Linked DNA regions of Homo sapiens: region 2 is linked to region 1. The links are chromatin loops, found by intact Hi-C in ENCODE. Cell type or tissue: heart right ventricle. All regions are shown on one strand. Each heading gives the region's core, and the rest is flanking DNA. Links, peaks and the distances in the headings are about the cores only.

Region 1 (10,032 bases), core at 3,119-5,618:
GCTAGCCCGGTCTCCCGGTACCGCTGGGCCCCGCGTAGGGATTCAGTGGGGCCGCCAAGGCGCGGGCGTGGGAGAGACTGTGGGGTGTGGGTGTTAAAGCGGCTGGGAGGGAGGAGTGCAGGGAGCTGCGGGTCCGGGGCGCGGCGCCGGGATTCACCCGCTCCGTGGGCCGTGGGCCGCGGCGGCTGGAGGAGGAATGGGTCCCGCGCGCAGGCGGAATTGCTGGCCCGAGACGCACAGCAGGGCTCGAGGTGGCAACTGCAGTCCCCGGGAGGCGGCTGGAGCTCCAGAAAAGGGAGCTGGCCGGGGCGACGCCCTCCCATTGGCTGAGGGGCCCGCAAATTACCCTAGCCGCGCGGCCCGGCCCGCTGCTAGGTAACGGCGCCGCAGGGGGCGGGGCGGGAGACCACCCAGGCTGGGCCACCCCGCGCCTCCCTCCCGCCCGCGGGGCCCCAGGGAGGAGGAGGGAGGGGGATCCCGGAGAGGCGCAGCGCCGGCCAAGTGTAAGTCCAGAGGCTTACGCTGAGAAAGGGCCTTTGCGGGCTCTGTTAGGGATACACTTTTTTTTTTTTTTTTAAGACGGGGTCTCACTCTGTCACCCAGGCTGGAGTGCAGTGGCTCCATCTCGGCTTGCAGGCTCCGCCTTCCAGGCTCAAGCCATCCTCCCACCTCAGCCTCCCGAGTAGCTGGGATCACAGGCATGCACCACCACGCCCGGCTTTTTGTATTTTTGGTAGAGAACGGGTTTCGCCATGTTGCCCCGGTTGGTCTCAGACTCCCGAGCTCAGGATATCCGCCCGCCTCAGCCTCCCAAAGTGTTGGGATGACAAGCGTGAGCCACCGCGCCCGGCCTAGGGCCACAATTTCTTTTTCTTTTCTTTTTTTTTTTTTTCAGGCTTAATTCACTTTATTTTTCTTGTATAAAAACCCTATGTTGTAGCCACAGCTGGAGCCTGGATCCTCTGCGCGGAGACTCTGGTGTGGGTCTTGACGAGGTGGTCAGTGAATTCCTGATAGGGAGACTTGGTGAATACAGTCTCCTTCCAGAGGTCGGGGGTCAGGTAGCAGTAGGTCTTAGAGATGGCATCAAAGTGGGTAGGGCCACACTTTCTTTCCGACCCAATCAAAGCCCAAGATTTCTTCTGTTCACTCTTCCCGGCTTCCATTCTTGCCCTCTTCAGTCCACTCTCTCCACTGAGACCAGAGTCATTTCTCTAACATGCAAATCTGATAGCTCCAAAGCACAAGGCCCACTTGGAGCACAGGGCCCTGTGTGATCTAGCTAAAGCCTTCTCTCCCATAGTTCCCTCACATCAGTGTTCCCTCGTTCCTGCCTTTGTACATGTTTTGGTCCTTTTGTCTTGGCAGATAATCTTCAAAAACTGAACTTGAATCACCCCCAAAACCCACCTTTTTTTTTTTTTTTTTGAGGCAGGATCTCCCTCTGTTGCCCAGGTTGGAGTGCAGTGGTGCCTTCACAGCACACTGCAGCCTTGAGCTCCCAGTCTCAAGGGATCCTCCCACCTCGACCTCCCAAATGGCTGGGACTACAGGTGTGCACCACCACACCTAGCTAATTTTTGTAATTTTGTATAGACAGGGTTTTGCCATGTTGCCCAGGTTGGTCTCAAACTCCTGGGCTCAGGTCATCTGCCCACCTGGGCCTTCCAAAGTGCTGGAATTATAGGCGTGAGCCACTGTACCCAGCCTACCCCCTCTTTGAAACCTTCCTTGATTCATGTCTCTCTCCTGGCAGATAATTGCTTCTTTGTGCTCTGCATAACAACTCAATTTATATATGTATAATTGCATTTATGACACAAAAACTTATGTACTTGAAAGTCTGCCTTCTTCACCAGACAATAAATAGGTGCTTAATAATTGTTGAGTGAGTCACTAAGAGTTGCAGAATTCAGGGTGTAAAGGATTGGAAATTGGGAAGAATAGAGGCAATAGTCCCTCTATTAAACTTTCAACTATCCTATCTGAGTGTGCTGTTTCTATTGGGTTCCTGATTGATAAACCTCAAGTGGCAGAGTAGGGTAAAATCAATATTCCAATATGTAAAGTTTGAGAAAGAGAAAATGAATCTACAATAAGCTAATTTTTCTAACACAACTACTATTATCTCTGGCAAATTTCTTGGTCAGTTCTTCCAGACTTAAAAAAAATCATTCCATCATAAATATTTCATGTTACTATGTAGTTTTTGTAATCAATCATTTGGAGAATATCCTTAGGACAGATTCCCAGAAGTGGGTTGTTTGGGTCAAAGAGTATGAACATTTTTATGGCTCTTGATACACACTGCTCAACTGATTTTTTGAAAGCTTGTGCAAATTAACATCATCTCTAGAGCCTCAGTCCTGGGGAAGAGGAACATTTAGGTTGAAGGGGTGAACACCTAACAGGTTTGCCATTTCCATTTGTCCATTCACCCAGAAAAATGCCTATGGAGGAACTAATATATGTATGATGCTGTTGGCCAAACAGTAACTGCACATGAAAAGCAGCCTACCTGAATAGCACTTTCTTCTCCCTGTTATAGAGTGTGTCCTGCTGAGCATAAAGTGGCATGGTAGCTCATGCTTGTAATCCCAGCCCTTTGGGAAGCTGAGGCGGGAGGATTGCTTGAGGCCAGGAGTTCAAGCCCTGGCAACATAGTGAGACCCCATCTCTACAAAAAATAAAAAATTAGCTGGGTGTGGTGGCGCACACCTGTAGTCCCAGCTACTTGGGAGGCTGAGGCAGGAGAGTTGATAGAGGCTGCAGCGAGCTGTGATTGTGCCATTGCACTCCAGCCTGGGCGACAAAGTGAGACCCTGCCTCAAAAAACAATAATAATGATAACATAAAAAATTTAAGGTTAAAAAGAACTGTACCCCTAGCAAGTCTCTGAAATAGAAACAGCCTCTAACTTAAGTCTGTATGGGCCCCTAGTTTGCTCTTGGGGCAATAGCTGAAGACAGGGAGTGGCCTGGACTCAGCACTGGTTGTCATCAGGAGTACAACTCCCGATGCTATGCTTTAAGTAAGTCTTAATCTCCTTCCTTTTTACCAGACTCTGCAAGACATAAGGTCCATGGATAAATAGATTTGTAACCACTTGGGCCTTGGGACTCTGCTTTCATCATAGGCCCATCACTGCTAACAATTGTGACAAAGTCCACCATTTCTATGGATGCTTCCAAGGCCAAGTCTGTCTATTAAGGAAACCTCTTGCCTTATAGTTCAAAGACTAGGATGGAAGAAATGGGTCTACAGTTTCCAGCCTTTCCAACCTAGGGCCTAGTGCTGTCTGGCTGCTCCAAGCTACAAAATGACCTGTCTTCTCCCAAACAAAATGGTTTCCTGAGCCCAGCTAAGCTCAGCCAGAGCCAAAGCCATAGACCCCAGGAATAGGAAGGGATAAAGAGGCTTCTCTTCTCTTTCTGCAAGCAGCCTCCTTTATGATAGAACAGCTTGTTTCACTGTCATTTCCACTGGTCCTGGGTACGTGTTTTGGGCCTAAACTAGAGATATTCTCCAAATAACAGGATAAAAGCAATCTAATTAAATCTCATTACTGACTCATGAAACAAACGTCTTGGGATCTCCTTTTTTTAAATTTTTTCAATGAGACAGGGTCTCATTCTGTCACCCAGGCTGCAGTGCAGTGGCATGATCTTGGTGCACTGCAGCCTCTACTGCCCAGGCTCAAGTGATCCTCCCATCTCAGCCTCCCGAGTAGCTGGGACCACAGGCGCGTGACACCACGCCTGGCTAATTTTTTTGTATTTTAGTAGAGACAGAGTTTCACCGTTTTGCCCAGGCTGGTCTTGAACTCTGAGCTCAGGCAATCCACCCGCCTCGGCCTCCCAAAGTGCTGGGATTACAGGCATGAGCCACCGCGCCCAGCCTTGGGATCTCTTATGTGTCCATTCCTTTGCTGGGTTCTGGTGTTGCAGGGTACCTGCTTTTTAGAAGTTCATAGCCTGAGGGGGAGCACAGAGACCACAGGGGAAACCACTGAGTTGGGGGTACTCAGGGATGTTTCCAGAAGTGAAAGGAACTGGATGGGAGAGGTGGGAGGATGACAGAATCTAAAAGGAAAAGGAATGGCTCATGGTCTGGATCTTTCATTTGCTGGTTGTGAGATCTCAGGGAAGTCACATAATCTCTGACATTAACATAAGGATTAAATGAGATAATACATATGGCTGAGGAACAGTGCCAGGAAAAGTGAGGCAGCCCACACTCACATACACACAGTGCTGGGTAAAGTGACCAGTCTGGCTTCAGGGGTGGGTTCATGTGGGAGTTAATTCATGGTGGAGGCAAGGCAGGCTTGCTTTCTCTGGCATTCCTCTAGGCTTCTCACTCGCCAGCTTTTGGCTGCTTCTGTTATCTAGGCCAAGCAGAGTCAATGACCCTGAGATGTGGAGGAGGGAAGTGGGGGTCCTGGGCAGCCCCATCACCACCTGTTATATTTAGGGGCCAAGCCTGGGTATGTATGCTCCTTCCCTGTGGGCAGGTTGAGGCCAATAGCACCTATCAAGTATTTGTTTGTTTGAGATGGAGTTTTGCTCTTGTTGCTCAGGCTGGAGTGCAGTGGTGCCATCTTGGCTAACTATAACCTTCACCTCCTGGGTTCAAGCGATTCTCCTGCCTCAGCCTCCTGAATAGCTGGGATTACAGGCGCCCGCCACCACGTCGGGCTAACTTTTTGTATTTTTAGTAGGGATGGGGTTTCATCATGGTGGCCAGGCTGGTCTTGAACTCCTGACCTCAGGTGATCCACCCACCTTGGCCTCCCAAAGTGCAGGGATTACAGGCGTGAGCCACCGCGCCTGGCGTACCTATCAAGTATTTGGTGCCAGGGCTGCAGCCAGAGATTAGGGAATGGTCCTTCACTTTAAGTGTGGGGGAAGGAGACAGGCTAAGAACAAATGCAGCCTCTCTCTATTTATCCATGGCAGAAAGGCCCCGATGCAATCATCCTGGGTAGTGGCAGATGGCTCAGGCCAAGGACAGGTCATACTGGCTTCCAGTAGAATGTGTTCTCCTGCCCAGTCTCTCTCCCTCTGGGTCAGCTTCATTAGAGCAGAGCTTTCTAGACTTTCTGTCTGGGTGGTCCTTTCCATGGGCCTCCCCCTTCCTCAGACACATTTAACTATTTAGAAAGCTGCATACAAAGGCCTGGTTTATGTACCTCCTTAGGAGTAGGGATAGCTGTGGATAAAGAAAGTGTATCCCCTGCAATTCTCTGGAAATAGAAACAACTTCTCAACTAGGCCATGCAGGCCCTAGATTCCTGTTGGGGCTACAGCTAAACACAATTTCCCTCTCTCCACTGAGTATGGAAGTGGGATGGTAATAGTAAAGTAGTGAAGAACTGGGAAGAAGTTCGACCTTTGGCCTTGGGGAACAGCTTGGAGGGCAATCTTGGCAGTCTTATAGGCTCACAGGAGCTTATGGGCCCTCACTTCAAGTATGGGGAAAGGAGAGAGGCTAAGAACCAATGCAGCAGCTCCCCATTTATCCATGGCAGAAGGCCCCTGATGCAATCATCCTGGGTAGTGGCAGTCTTCTCGGCTCAAGGAACTCTTGCCAGCAGGCAAGGATGAATTGTAACTGGGGGATGGATTCCTGGAGTAGCAGCTGTCAAGTTTTGTCTGACCCGGCAAGCTCCCGGAACCCTGTTCCTCAGCACATCCCCAGGGTCCTCCCTGATTCGGCATTCGAGGTCCCCTTTCTCCTCTTCCTCCACTTCCCTCATTGAGCATCACTGGGAGAGGCAGGGCAGACCCTATTAACTCTTCTGCCTGCCTTGCTTTTCTGATTTCTGTCCATGGAGAGGTGGCCGGCCAGTGGACATTCAGTTGCTCACTATGTTTCAGACATACTCAGCCCCTCTGTAGCTGCTACCAAAAGAAAACAAAAACTGTCCCTGCCTTCTGGCAGACAAACAGGGCAAAGAGAAGAAAAATCAAAGCATCTTGGGCACCCAGCCAGTCCTGGAACTGTCAGACAATAGCAGCAGTGTCCTGAGCTGGGGGCTGCTCCCAGCTGGGACTCAAACTCAACAACACCTTCCTCTGGGAAAGCTTTTACCTTTTGTTTTCTCCAGCTCCTTCCTTTCCTTGATGCAGAGGCCGTTCCATGGACTTGTGCAAAGGGAAGGCACAGGAGAGGTTTTTCCTCTGTCTCACTGTCAGGGGTTCTAAGGGCTCCATGGGGAAGGACAGGAAAGGGTACATAGGAGGGCTCTGAGACAGTTTAATCAATGCCCTTTACTCCTCCACCGCACTTTCCCTCCCAACCCTTTTCTCTGCTCAAGGAGCAATCTTCTGGCTCCTTGGGAGACCCTAAGGGGAAGAAAGCTCTGGGAAAGAGGACAAAACCTGAGAAACAGAAGGGCCTTTAACATTCAAACAGTCGAACTTTCTCATTTTGCAGATGGAAACACTCAAGGTCAGAGAGGAGAGAGTGATTTGACCCAAACCAAACAACATTACAGAGGACAGATTTTCTTCCACCCAGGCCAGGACTCTGTCTCCAGCACCATCTAGGCCCCACCAATTTAATTTCAGTTCCAAAGGGGACCATGTTGGGCACCACCACAGCTCTTTATCCCCACATCCCTCTCAGCCCTATTGGTTTCAACCACTTCTGCCGGGCCATTTCAGCTCCTGCCTGATTAGGGCAAACTTTCAGGAGCCTTGTTCTGACCAGTGGGAGCACCAGGGCTCTCAAGAAGGCTGACAGAGGTGGAGATCCCCCAGGGTAGAAATACTCACGGAGTCTCTCACAAGTTCTATGACTAAGATAGGCAAGATTACTCAAGTAAACTTGAGAGCCTTGAGGTTTTTGAAGCAATGCAGAAACCAGTATTTCAAATAATTCTTTCTAATTACTGCCACCCACAGTGAAGACATCAAGAGAAGCCTTTACTTTGATAATTCTAGGAGGTGAAATCTCACCCCAGGAACCACTTTTATCTTCCACCAAACACCTGCAGGCTGTAAAAGCAATGCAGGGAGAGAGCAGAGTGAATGTGTGTTTGGGAGCAGGGGTGGTGGAGGGAAGGTGGATAGGCCTCTAGAAGGGCTGTGAGTATGGAAATTTCATTCCTCAATTATCTGAAGCAGGAGAGTCTGCAGAATTAGGATATAAAGGAGTGCAGCTGGAGGAGAGTCAGAAGGAATTTCAAGCCATGATACAGGTTCCTGGCTCTTCCTTCCCAGGTTGGGCAAACCTCAGTGAGGTGAGGTGCAGCGGGGTCTGGCTTGGCTCAGACCATGGCTCTTCATGTTCTTATCTCCACTAGAACCTGTGGGAATAGGCTTGTTGGCTAGGCAGGGGCTGCCCCTGCTTCTGTTCAGTCTCCAAGGGATATTAGTTGAACTAGGGAAAATGGCTAGAGGCTGGGAGGAGAGGGAGTGAATGGTGAGCATGGAGGGTGGGGCTGTGGGTGAGGTGGGGGAAGGGGCTGGGAATCTGTATGGTAGGTATGGGAGCAGAGTCCTGGGCTGATGCTCAGGCGTGGCACTGCCAGCAGCTAGGCCTATGGGTCTAGAAAGGCTGATTAGGATAAGGGACTGAAGTACTCCCAGGTCCTTTTAGGTGAGGGATACTTTCAGGACTGGGTTGGGTCAGCCAGTCAGAAAGTAGCCTTCCTAGGAGCTTTACATTGGACAGCTGCTGCCCCACCGATACATCTTGGCACACAAGAGTTAGGCCACTGTATCTGTCCTGTCCCACACACTTGCTCCAGATGATCTTTACCACATGACACATGAACATACACTGTGTACACCTGGAGCCCACCTGACATGGAGCTTTGGACTGCTCCACAAGTCTCCAGCATGCCTTTGGAAGCCCTTCTTTATTGGGAAATAAATACAGAGTTAAACAGGTGGGCCGGCCAACATCTGTGGCTTTGGAGGCCAAAAGGAAGGAGTCTGACTTGCTCAGAACTCAGATCTCCATGAGCTGGTCATTCCCCACGATCACCTCATTCACTCGTTTAGCTACAAAAGAAAAGGAAAAAAGTTTTCTGAGAACTGGCAGCAAGATGACATTTCAAACCCAACTGCTTTTTTTTTTTGGAGACCGAGTTTCGCTCTTGTCACCCAGGCTGGAGTGCAGTGGCACAATCTCGGCTTACTGCAACCTCCATCTCCCAGGTTCATGCGATTCTCCTGCCTCAGCCTCCTGAGTAGCTGGGATTACAGGCGCCCGCCACCACGCCTGGCTAACTTTTGTATTTTTAGTAGAGATGGGGTTTCACCGTGTTGGCCAGGCTGGTCTCGAACTCCTAACCTCAGGTGATCTGCCAGCCTCAGCCTCCCAAAGTGCTGGGATTACAGGTATGAGCCACCACGCCCAGCCAAACCCAACTGCTTCTAATTCTGTGTTCACAAAAATTTATTTCTCTACTATTGTGGCTGTGATCTTGAGAAGCTCTTGGAAATAGGGATATGAGAGAGAGAGCACCTTCCTATGCAGGAGGATGGGACCAACTGTCTATATACCTGGCTGTGGTGAGGCTTTAAATAGGAGAACTGAAACTGGGTCTTAAAGGGTGAATAGTTTCTACAGGCAGTGATGGAAGGGATTCTAGGCTGTTAGAACAGCAAGGGCAAAGACAGTGAGATGGGAGAAAGGGGACCATGAAATACTGTGGTGTGGCCAGAGAATAGGAAATGAGGGGATAAGGGTAAGAAATGAGGCTAAAAGGATAAACGGAGATAAGAAAGGGCAATACCTCATATATAATATGGAAATAATGACACCTACTGCATAGGGTTGTTGTGAGAATTCAATGAGTTAAAGGTAAGTGAATGCTCAATAAGTTGTGGCTATTATTATTTCTATAAAGGTCAAACCCATAAGGCCCTCCATGACATCTTTGCCTACCTCTCCAGCTTCATTTCCCACTATTCTCCATTTTGCCAGTAAGCCATACTGTTTTAATCCCTTTTTTTTTTTTTGAGATGGAGTCTTGCTTTGTCACCCAGGCTGGAGTGCAGTGGCGCAATCTTGGCTCACTGCAACCTCCGCCTCCTGGGTTCAAGTGATTCTCCCGCCTCAGCCTCCCCAGTAGCTGGGACTACAGGCATATGACGCCACACATGGCTAATTTTTTTTTTTTTTTTTTTTGTATTTTTAGTAGAGATGGGGTTTCACCATGTTGGCCAGGCTGGTCTGGAACTCCTGGGCTCAAGTGATCTGCCCTGCCTTGGCCTCCCAAAGTGCTGGATTACAGGCGTGAGCCACCGCACTTGGCCCTGTTTTATACCTTTGAACTTTGGCACAACCCTCTGCCTAGAATGCTTCCCCCTCCATTTTTTCCTGTTGCACTCTTACTACCCTATGTGCCCTAACGTAGCACCTCTAATATGCGATGCCTTCCCTTTTGCACTGTCCATTTCCTGCTTTGTGAAACCACTGTACCTAATATATATCTCTATTCCTACATCATTATACCACTCTCCTCTACTTCACTATAAGAACATTGAGGGCGCTGGGCGCGGTGGCTCATGCCTCTAATCCCAGCAGTTTGGGAGGCCAAAGCAGGTGGATCACCTGAGGTCGGGAGTTCAAGACCAGCCTGGCCAACATGATGGAACCCCATCTCTACTAAAAATACAAAATTAGCCAGGCATGGTGGCGCATGCCTGTAATCCCAGCTACTCGGGAGGCTGAGGCAGCAGAATTGCTTGAACCCAAGAGGTGGAGGTTGCAGTGAGCCGAGATCGCAGCATTACACTCCAGCCTGGGCAACAAGAGTGAAACTCTGTCTCAAAAAAAAAAAAAAAAACAAACCAAGAACATTGAGAGGAGAGATGGAACAGTGTAGTTATGATTATATCCCCAGTGTCTAGCATAGCTACTGCCACATGATGATTTTAGAGGTTTTGGGTAATGACTAAGATAGGATATGGTCATATAACTGGAGAGCTAAAGCTGAATGCAGATGAAGGTTGGTAGAGAAGTTCAGGGAATCATGAAGCCGGAGAGCTGGACAGTTTACTGATGAATATGTTT
Region 2 (10,500 bases), core at 3,349-5,848, 160 kb after region 1:
AAAAAATTTTGAGCTCATAAACATTTTGAGGTTTAAAAATCAACAACTGAACCCATAGAGATAGAGAGTAGAAGGATGGTTACCAGAGGCTGGGAAGGGGAGTGGGGGGATTAAGGGGAGATAAGCATGGTTAACGAGTACAAAAAAGAGTTTGAATGAGTAATGCCTTGTGTTTGAAAGCACAACAGGGTGACTATAGTCAATAATAATTTAATTGTACATTTAAAAACAGCTAAAAGAGGCCAGGCATGGTGGTTCACACCTGTAATCCCAGCATTTTGGGAGGCTGAGTTGGGCAGATCACCTGAGGTCAGGAGTTTGAGACCAGCCTGGCCAACATGGTGAAACCCCATCTCTACTAAAAATACAAAAATTAGCCAGGCATGGTGGCTTGCGCCTGTAATCCCAGCTACTTGGGAGGCTGAGGTGGAATAATCGCTTGAACCTGGGAGGTGAAGGTTGCAGTGAGCCGAGATCATGCCACTGCACTCCAGCCTGCAGAGCAAAACTCTGTCTCAAAAAACCAAACCAAACCAAACCAACTAAAACGGTATAATTGGATTGTTTGCAACACAAAGGATAAATGCTTGAGGGGATGAATACCCCCATTTACCCTGATGTGAATATAACACATTGCATGCCTGTATCAAAACATCTCATGTACCCCATAAATATATAAACCTATATACCCACAAAAATGAAAAATAAAAAATTATTGGCCAGGCGTGGTGGCTCATGCCTGTAATCCTAGCACTTTGGGAGGCCGAGGCAGGCAGATTGCTTGAGCCCAGGAGTTCAAGACCAGCCTGGGCAACATGCTGAGACCCTAGCTCTACAAAAAAAAAAAAAAAAAAAAAACAACTTGGCTGGGTGTGGTGGTGCATGCCTGTAGTCCCAGCTACTTGGGAGGCTGAGGTGGGAGGATCACTTGGCCTGGAGGTGGAGGGTGCAGTGAGCCAAGCTTATGCCACTGCACTCCAGCCTGGGGGACAGAGTGACCCTGTCTAAAAAAATAATCATAACAAAAATAAATAAATTATTAAAAAATGTGGCTGGGCGCAGTGGCTCATGCCTGTAATCCCAGCACTTTGGGAGGCTGAGGCAGGCGGATCACCTGAGGTCGGGAGTTCGAGACCAGCCTGACCAACGTGGAGAAACCCCGTCTCTACTAAAAATACAAAATTAGCCGAGCGTGGTGGCGCATGCCTATAATCCTAGCTACTAAGGAAGCTGAGGCAGGAAAATTGCTAGAACCCGGGAGGCAGAGGTTGCGGTGAGCAGAGATCGCGCCATTGCACTCCAGCCTGGGCAACAACAGCGAAACTCCATCTAAAAAAAAAAAAATTATTAAAAAATTTTTGAACTTTTTACATTAGAAAAGAACATGCATGAAATTAAAAGGCAAAGGACAGACTAGGAAAACATTTGCAACACCTGACATGACGGACAAAGGGATTAGGATATAACACCTCAGTTACTGAGTCAGTTGGCTTTGGAGCTGGCAGACTACCATCCTAATCTCCATCACTTAACCACTTATCCTGGGCAAGTAATTTAATTCCTCGTTGCTCTAGGTTTCTCATCTGGAAAAGGGCATAGTAATAGTACTTACTTCACAGAGTTGTTGAAAAGATAAAACAAGACAGTAAATGTATGTTACTTAGCACAGTGCTTTGCTAAGAGGATGATCAGCAACTACCAAGCTTTTATTATTTTAGTACCATGCAAAGGTTGCTACAAATCAATAAGAAAAATATAATGAAGACAACAGAAAAATGGACAAAAATATATGAAGCATAGCTCATAAAGAAGAAAAATAATGGCTCCATATAGTAAACAAAGCAATGCAAATAAAACATAACAATTTTACCATTTTCCAGCACACTGAATTGACAAAAAACATTTTTAAGTGTTAATGCTCAAAGGTGGTGAGAGTTTAGGAAATAGACACTAGAGGGAATGAAAATTGATTCATCCTTCTTACAGGGCAGTTTCGCAGTTTGATGAAGTCATTTTAAGAAGTTATTCTAAGGAAATAAATAGATATTGCAATGGTATATGCATGAGGATGTTTATTGCAACATCTGTAGTTTTTAGTGTTGAAAATTTGTGAACAATCTTAATGTCCATCTGTAGAGGTTTTAAAATAAATACAAATTATGAAAGTTCCTTATAATGTAATACAATTGCTACCTATAAAAATAATGGTCGGCCAGGCGCAGTGGCTCATGCCTGTAATCCCAGCACTTTGGGAGGCCAAGGCAGACAGATCACATGAGGTCAGGAATTCGAGACCAGCCTGGCCAACATGGTGAAACGCCGTCTTTACTAAAAATAAAAAATTAGCCGGGCATGGTGGCGGGCGCCTGTAATCCCAGCTACTCAGGAGGCTGGGGCAGGAGAATTGTTTGAACCCGGGAGGCGGAGGTTGCAGTGAGCCGAGATCACGCCACTGCACTCCAACCTGGGCGACAGACACGCTGTATAAATAATAATAATAATAATGGTTAAAATGAGTGCCCCCTTGGCCCAGTCGTCATCATTTCCTGCTTTGATTAATCCCTGCCACCTGTATCCTTCTCAACCCATTCTCTACACAGCCACCAAGGCAAATATAGTTATGTCACTTTCTTGCTTAATGCCCTCAGGGCTGCTCATTATAAAATCCTAAAACTGGCCTTATAAGACTGGAGTCTCATTTCTCTCTTTCTTTTACACTCCAGCAACACAGTACTCAACAGTCTTCTCAGCTGGCCTCTGTGTTGAGTTACATGCCTTAGGAATTTCGCATTTCATTGAGCTGCATTGGTTAGAACGATCCTGTTCTGTCCCCTAACAATTTTCACTTCTTTGTAGCTTTTACAAAAGTGTTCTTAAGTGTTGTTTATGCAACTCTTTGTTTGTATGTCTTTCCCATTAGAGTTTAAATCCCATAAGGGTAAAAATTATCACTGCTTTAGCCACGATTTTATCCATTCACCTAGTGCAGTGCCTGACCTAGGGGCTTGATGCATATTAGTTTATTGAATGAATGAAGGGTTAAATGAAATGCAGGCTACAAAATATACAGTGTGAGTAAAAAAGGGACTAAAGAGTTCATGTGACCATACCAGGCACAGAAACTGGCTACTTCCTGTAGGAGCACGTGGCCTGGGCCCTTTCCTGAGGGGAGAGAAGGGAGAGGTGCACCCTGACTTGGGAAGAGCAGAGCTGGGTGGAAGTGGTGGCCTTGGGGGTTTCTGTGCCTTCTGCTTCCTGGAAGGGAAGGGGGTTCACCACCCAAGGTGCAGGGGTACAGGGGAGGCGGTGGCAGCCGAGAGACTGAGCTGTCAAGTTCCGTGTTTTGGGATAGGTCTCAGGGTGCACACAGTGCAGGCAGAGATCAACCTCTTGCACAGTAAGTTTCCCAACTAGGGCAGTGTCAGGGAGTGCCCTAGAGGACAAGAAGGGGAAGAGTTGCCAGGGCGAGACTCCGCCAAGCCACTTATCTGGACAATCAGCCACCACAAGGTCTCACATTGTACCTGGACTCTGAGACGACTGGGACCCTGGGGCTGTGCTTGAGAGCGTGACTGGCCACTGTGGGGGTGTAGGGGGACTGTTCGTACACAGGGTTCTCCCTGATACTCCTTTTTTTTTTTTTGGATAGAGGGTCTCACTCTGTTGCCCAGGCTGAAGTGCAGTGGCATGATCTTGGCTCACTACAACCTCCACCTCCTAGGCTCAAGCGATCCTCCCACCTCAGTCTCCCAACTGGCACCACAGACACGCACCCAAGCCCTGCTCATTTTCGTATTTTTAATAGAGAGAGGGTTTCACCACGTTGGCCAGGCTGGTCTCCAACTCCTGGGCTCAAGTGGTCCGCCCACCTCAGCCTCCCAAAGTGCTGGAATTCCAGGTATGAGTCGCCGGCCCCAGGTACTTGTTCTTGAAGACTACTCAGGCCTGTAATCCTAGCACTCTGGGAGGCTGAGGTGGGAGGAATGCCTGAGGCCAGGAGTTCGAGAACAACCTGTTCAACATAGGGAGACCCCTATCTCTGCAAAAAATTACCCAGAAGCGGTGGCATACTTGTGGTCCCAGCTACTCAGGAGGCTGAGGTGGGAAGATCACTGGAGCCCAGGAGGCCCAGGCTGGAGTAAGCCGTGACTGCACCACTACACGCCAGCCTAAGCAACAGAGACCCAAACAAACAAACAAACAAACAAACACCCAAAAAGGACTGCAACGGGTTGGGGGCAGGGTAATAAAGACACTACTTCCTCCACTTCTGTCAACAACCCTGACCTGGCTGGTTTGTCAGCCCTCCCGTCTCTGTCTTCTATGATGTCAAATTCTTCTGCCCACTTGGCTCCAGAAGTGGACTCCCATCCTCCAAATCACCATATCCATGCCAGAAAATGCCAGGCCAGCCTGTTTGCTTGTTTTCCCTTTTCTGCGCAGTGGGGCCCTTACGTCTCTGCTCAGCCCCAGATATGTAACTGTGCAAAGTCTGTCACTGAGAAACCTCTACTTGCATTTCACATCCATCTTCTTGGCTCCGAGTAGGACACTAAAGTCAATTTCTCCTTGTGACCCTGTGCCTAAGCCCAGGGCCCAATAAACACATTCTGAAGGAATGAATTCATCCATTTATTCAACTTTCCGGTATGCAAGAACTTCTTTTCATGGAGTGTCACGGAGGCCCTGAGGGAGGAACGGTAAACTGGGGCAGGGGTGTGCATAGCTCTAGGAACAGGTTTAAGGTCTAGGCTTTAGAGTTGGGGAAAGGGGAGCTATTACAGATTTCAAAAAGGCCATAACTGGCCTTAACCTGTGCAAAATCTTGGGGGTGAAAGGGCAGACAGGGAGTCAGGCTGGAGGTGATGGAGAAGTGAGGAATATGGGGAGGTCGTGGTAGTAGAGTTCACATTGAGTGGATGTGGGTTCTGAGTCAGGGAAGGTGGTGGCACTTTGTGTGTTGAGACTGGGTTGGTAGAAGAACAGAGCTCACCACATCTCTGGTATGGAGGGAGAGGGGAAAAGAGCAGAATGTGAGGGCAGGTGCTCAGCTACTGCTTCCTTCTTGGAGCAGGTGACCAAGGAGTTTGGCTATCACTCCCTGCCCATCCCAGGCTCCCTGCTTGGGGAGGGGCCTCCACTAACCTCCAGTGTTTTATGTTTTTAGTTGTGAGTCATGGCTGAAGAAAGCCAGAGAGAAAATAGGAGAAAAAAGGCGGAGCTGAAAATGGAGGCAAAGTCCATGGGTTGGGGACCTAGATGGCCCCCTTCAAGTAGCTCAGGCCTGGCAGCTTGTGCTGGGCTTGTGGAAGATTCCCTCTTAAGAGGTGAAATACCTCGGGAAGCAAGCCCCAGCACGGGTAGGGCTTGTGGGTCTGCGGGGCTGGGCCACTAGTGTTACCTGACCATGCCAGCTGCCCCTACCCCAACTGCACACAGGAGCAGGGCACATGGGGTTTTGCTGAGCACGTCAGCCAAACCAGGGCAGGGAAGGTGTCTTCGCCCTGGGCAAGGCCAAGAGGGACACGTGCAGTCTTGCTGGTCCCACAGCCGGCGGCACGCCTCACTCCTCCCAAGGGCTCATGTCAGTGTCGATGGCCACGCAGTTGTAGGCCGCATAGCGGAGCTTCTCCTCGCATACCTTGGCACTGTGGGAATGGGGACTTGGTCAGGTCCCTACATCGCTACCAGGGGTGATGGGGTCCCCTGGGCCCCAAATCGAGCCTAGGAAAAAACCCACCTGGCATAGTGTGGCAGGAAGAGGGTGCTGGAGCAAGTGGAAGACTCGGGCAGCGCGTCTGTGGTCTCGTAGCTGGGGGCATTGAGGGACCATAGGTCAGGAAGATGTGTTGGGGCACATGTACGTGTGTGGGGAGGGAGGACAGAAGGCGGCCATGGCACCTTCAGGCCTCCCTCCAGCACTCACCCCAGCTTGTCTGGGTAGATGTAGATCCGTGCTGGCAGGCGACTGCGGCCCGTGACAAAGCGCAGGAAGCGGCTCCGGTCCTCTGGAGGGAGAAGGAAATCAGTGCCTGCATGGATGGTGAGGGAGGGTCTACAACTTCTACCCTGCCTCTGCAACTCAGCAGCAGAGTCCAAACCCAGGTGTCACCCTGCCCTCCTCCACTGACCGTTGGTGAAGTTGTTCAGTGCCTCCCAGAAATACTGCACCCGCGAGTCAGATGGCTCGAAGTCCTCAAACCGGGCTGGTGGAGACAAGGCCAGCATTCATTCTTGGGTCTCATCTTGCCCAGTCCTTGAGCCCCAACCCCTGTGCTGTGCTGTGCTGCCCTGCCCTGCCCTGCCTTGGGGAACTCACTGAGCTTGCGCAGAGCATCCACAGTGACCTCTGGATCCCCACACACTTTCTTCTCCAACTCTTGCCAGGTCAGCAAGTCCAGCACAGCCTGTGGTACCACCTTCAGCAGACCTGCCTGCATAGCTGCCACCTGGGGAGTGGGTAAAAAGGCTTGGCTGGGGAAGAGGGCACACCTCCCGCCTCACACTGGGGGGCATCACTGTGGCCTTTTAGCAGCAGAAAGGTGGCACTGAGGAATGGTGGGGGCCAGAGTTCTTGGAGTACTGGTGGCTTACAGGCTGTGTTCTGGGTCCCAGGAGCTGGGGCTCAGGAGGGGCCAAAGCTCTCTGCTCTACTAGCCTCTGGGTACTACCTGCTCCTTGCTCTCCTCTAGCCGTGCCTTCTGGACCAGTTGGATGAAACGAGAACGGTCCCCATATCCCACGACGATGCCTGCACCCCCAGGGATCAGCTCCACCACCTGTTGGTCACTCAGTACAGTGGTGAATGTTAGTTCCTTCCCAAACTTGAACTCAAACGTCTCCTTGTCCATTCCTTCCATCACTTCCAGGAGCTTCACCTAGGGGTTGGAGAGAGGCAGGGAGGTAACCTTTTCACTGTGGAGATAGTCCCTGTCTTTCCACAAGATGCTCACAGGGAAGCAGAGACAGCCAGGCAAGGCAGTCCCCATGGAGGCAGCAGGGAATGAGGGTGTCAGTACAAGAGCTGTAAAAGCATCAAGACAACACCTAACCAGCCTTGGAGGCCAGAGGAGGCATCCTGTGGAAAATGGTGTCTCAGCTGAGACCCAAATGATGGCTGGGACATAAGGGAAGTTAGGAGAGAGAACATCTTGGAGAAAGCTGGAAAGAGCAAAAGGCCTAAGGAAACTGTGTGGCTGGAGCCTGAATGTGAACCAAGTGGCTGGAGACACAGGGTTCACGTAAGGCCTTTACAGATTCTGCATTCTATCCTAAGCCCAGGGCCGAGCCATCAATGAGTTTAAATAAGGAGAGTGAAATGAATTACTGTGGCTGCATGGAGACCAAACGGGTAAGAACGGAGACAGGGACACCAGCTTTTTAGTAAGTGATTAGCTAAGGAGGAAAGGTGTCCTCAACCAGGCAGGGAGACAGTAGTGAGACAGGAAAAGCAAACAGATTACAGAGGAAGACTTAAGAATATGGTGGCGAGGGAGAAGAAGGGGTGAAGGATGGCCCTGTGGGCTTTGGGATGGGGAGGAGTGGGACATGGTGCCCTTCTGAGGCAGGAGCCCTAGAGGGGAGTAGTCTTCGGAGAAGATAAAGAACACACTGAGCCTGAGATGCCATCTTGGGGCAAACGTCGAGGGTACAGATACATATATGGCCCCAGGCTTAGGAGAGGCTGGGGCTAGAGGTCAGGATTTTAGGGGTCACGAGTCTACAGACAGTAGTTGAAGCCATGGGAGTGGATGGATTGGAGAGGGATCTTGTGTGTGGTGAAAGAACAAGGTACAGAACAGCCTTAGGGAGGACCAACCTTTAGGGGCTGGGCAGAGGAAACACTGGTTCCAGGTCCTACTCACCAGCACAGAGTCCACAGCTGGGAAGTCCTTGCTCCAGCTCACCTCCTCACCAGAAAGCTGCTTCCACACAAAACCAGGCAGGGCCAGGACCTGTGTGACAAACACTCCCCACTGTCTTCTCACCCTGAGCTGCCCAGGTTTGGCTGGCCTTTCCTTCCAAGGGCCAGGGCTGATCGGACGGGGGTGTGGATAAGGCTACTCACCAGGAACTCCTTACCCCGAAGGGCAGCCCCCATCAGCTGTCCGATCCATTCATACTTGGCAAAGTCTCGGCAGGAGGGGTTGGGTACATACATGTCCCGAGCCTCACCAGTGCCATTGCCCTGCCCCAGAGACAGAGCTGTGAGTGTGGCATGAGATACACCCTATTTTCCTGGCCCAAAGACTTCCCTGAACATTTTCCACTGGGAACATTTTCCACTAAATGATCCCTTCAAATGCACAGTGGCTCCTCCTCTCCCTGTCTGCCCAGAGGTTGCCCTGAGCAACTCAGTCCCTCCTCTGCCCTATTTCTATTTTTTTTTTTTTTTGAGACAGAGTCTCACTGTGTCACCCAGGCTGGAGTGCAGTGGCGTGATCTCGGCTCACTGCAACCTCCGTCTCCTGGGTTCAAGCGAGTCGCCTGCTTCAGCCTCCCATGTAGCTGGGACTACAGGCGCGTGCCACCACGCCCGGCTAATTTTTTATTTTTATAGAGATGGGGCTTCACTTCATTGGCCAGGCTGGTCTTGAACTCCTGACCTCGTGATCTGCCCGCCTCGGCTTCCCAAAGTGCTGGGATTACAGGCGTGAGCCACTGTGCCTGCCCCCTTTCTAGCTCAATCTGGCCCCCTCCTCTGCCCCCTTTCTAGCTCAATCTGGCACCTGGGAGGTTTGCAGAGATGGAAACGGAGATTACCTGGTTGGCTGTGCGTACAAAGAAGGGCAGGGGCACGGGGGTATCCGCTGAGCTAGGGCACAGCTCTTCTGACATATCTGCCAGGCTGTCCCGGAAACCACCCCCTGAAATGACAGATGCCCTCAGCTGGGCACTCAAGAGCCCAGCTCCCATAATGGGGTAATGAATAGGTCCCCCATCATCATTAGCTGGTGAAAAGCCTCTACCACTTTGATAGGGCAGCAAGCAGGACCCTTGAGATCCTCCCTCAGGGCCTCACCTTGGTCAATGATGCCTTCTGCAATAAATTTACACTCCCACCACTGGTCATAGCGCATGGGCCACCTGCAAAAAACGTGGGCAGATTTGTCATTATGTGGGGCCAGGTGCAGCACAATTCATCAGCTCAGAGACCACCTGGGAAAAGCAGTCATGGCGAGGGGTGCCTCGAGCAGTTGTGTGTGTGTGTGTGTGTGTGTGTGTGTGTTTGTGTGTGTTTGTGTGCACAAACAGGTGTCCCGAGTAAGTCCCTCACTCTCATGCCATACCTGTAGTCCAGGGGCTTTTCATATTTGTCAGAGGGCTTGAGGCCTTCATATACCTGGAGGCAAGGAGGAAAGGAGTCATAGGAAAGCAAGACCTGGCCCTATACTTGCCCCAAGAACTTGTTCAGGTCCCTCTTGGCCTAGCCCCCTTGGCCCTTGACTGATCCTATCTCAGTCGGACCCTAGGTGGTGCAGACCTGGGTGAAGACTGCATTCTTGCAGGCAGGGTCTCGAGAGGGGCAGGCACGGTGTTCCATGGCAAGACGGCGGTTGATGTATAGGCGTGGCATGAAGCTGGGCTTGCTGCTCTCAGAGTCACGCAGGCACTGAGCCACCAGGCCTGGCCGCTGGCGGGACAGCAGTAGGAACTGCTTCACTTGCTAGTGAGGAGAGGTGGCCAGAGCAGGAATGAGTGGGCAGTCAGCCTCCGTCCAGGCCCTGGAACTTTCCCCTCTGCCTGTATCCAATTCCACCGTTTCAGTTCAAGTCTAGTCCATCCCTGTCTTTGTCTCCAGTCCCCTCCTTAGTTCAGCCACCAGGGAGAGCTTTCTAAAACAAAAAAATCTAATACTGTCATTACCTTCCTTACCTTTCCAACAGCTCCACTACCCTGGGACAAAGTCCTTGCTTCACAGCCTGGCCCACAGGGCCCTCTGCAACCAGGACCTGTCTCCTGCCCACATCCTTCCACCCTCATCCCTCTGTCATACTCACACCTACTGGCACACTTTTCTCAAGACATCTTGAGCTGCTGGTAACTCCCTGTATGTACCTTTCACGCAAACTGCCCTGCCTGTGCTGTCAATAGCCCTTGGGTATTCCACACACTCTGGAATACCAAGGAGGCTGGGGAACAGCCTCCCAAACACTAAATTTGGACCATTTGTTCTGGCTTTCTTCCTATGTTCCCAGACCCAGCAAAGGTCTTGCCCTAGAGTAGATTTTAGGAACTCTGCTAAGGAATGAACAACTACGTGAGCAGGAAGGGGAAATGCCAAGACCAGCACTGGCTGGGTCGGCTCACCTTAATCTCACTGAAGGTGCCCAGTGTGTGGTCCCAGGCAGGTACCAGGTGGTGCAGGACACTATCGAGGATCTTGATGAATCTGGCATGGGTAGATAGACTGCAGCTAAAGAGTTTAGCATACCTGTAACACCCCCAACTCCCCAACATAAAGGGACAGGAAAAGGCAGGACCTGGGGGCTTCTCTGA

The links. Peaks named below come from ENCODE experiments on the same cell type or tissue, not always from the same donor. Only the 100,000 strongest peaks of a DNase experiment are listed, where the experiment ranks them.
Region 2: it touches region 1 in a loop (3-fold over the local background); 70 of 110 quality-filtered maps call a loop at or near these places.

The regions. Positions count from the first base shown.
Region 1 is chr1:44,842,992-44,853,023 of GRCh38, forward strand. PTCH2 (patched 2) reads right to left here and starts at 262. Exons shown (of 22, transcript NM_003738.5): 1 at 1-262. It overlaps EIF2B3 (eukaryotic translation initiation factor 2B subunit gamma), which reads right to left. Exons shown (of 12, transcript NM_020365.5): 12 at 7,531-8,012. The coding sequence ends at 7,960. RefSeq lists a silencer at 208-477. In heart right ventricle, for the core only: no CTCF peak of the experiment used is centred there; no DNase peak of the experiment used is centred there; H3K27ac peaks cover 687 bases.
Region 2 is chr1:44,997,929-45,008,428 of GRCh38, forward strand. HECTD3 (HECT domain E3 ubiquitin protein ligase 3) reads right to left here. Exons shown (of 21, transcript NM_024602.6): 9 at 10,312-10,393; 10 at 9,485-9,667; 11 at 9,291-9,343; 12 at 9,023-9,087; 13 at 8,764-8,867; 14 at 8,069-8,188; 15 at 7,866-7,955; 16 at 6,672-6,878; 17 at 6,320-6,449; 18 at 6,132-6,206; 19 at 5,927-6,008; 20 at 5,741-5,812; 21 at 4,620-5,648. The coding sequence ends at 5,564. Among named protein-coding and RNA genes, the nearest start is that of HECTD3, 8.1 kb to the right of the region's middle. In heart right ventricle, for the core only: no CTCF peak of the experiment used is centred there; no DNase peak of the experiment used is centred there.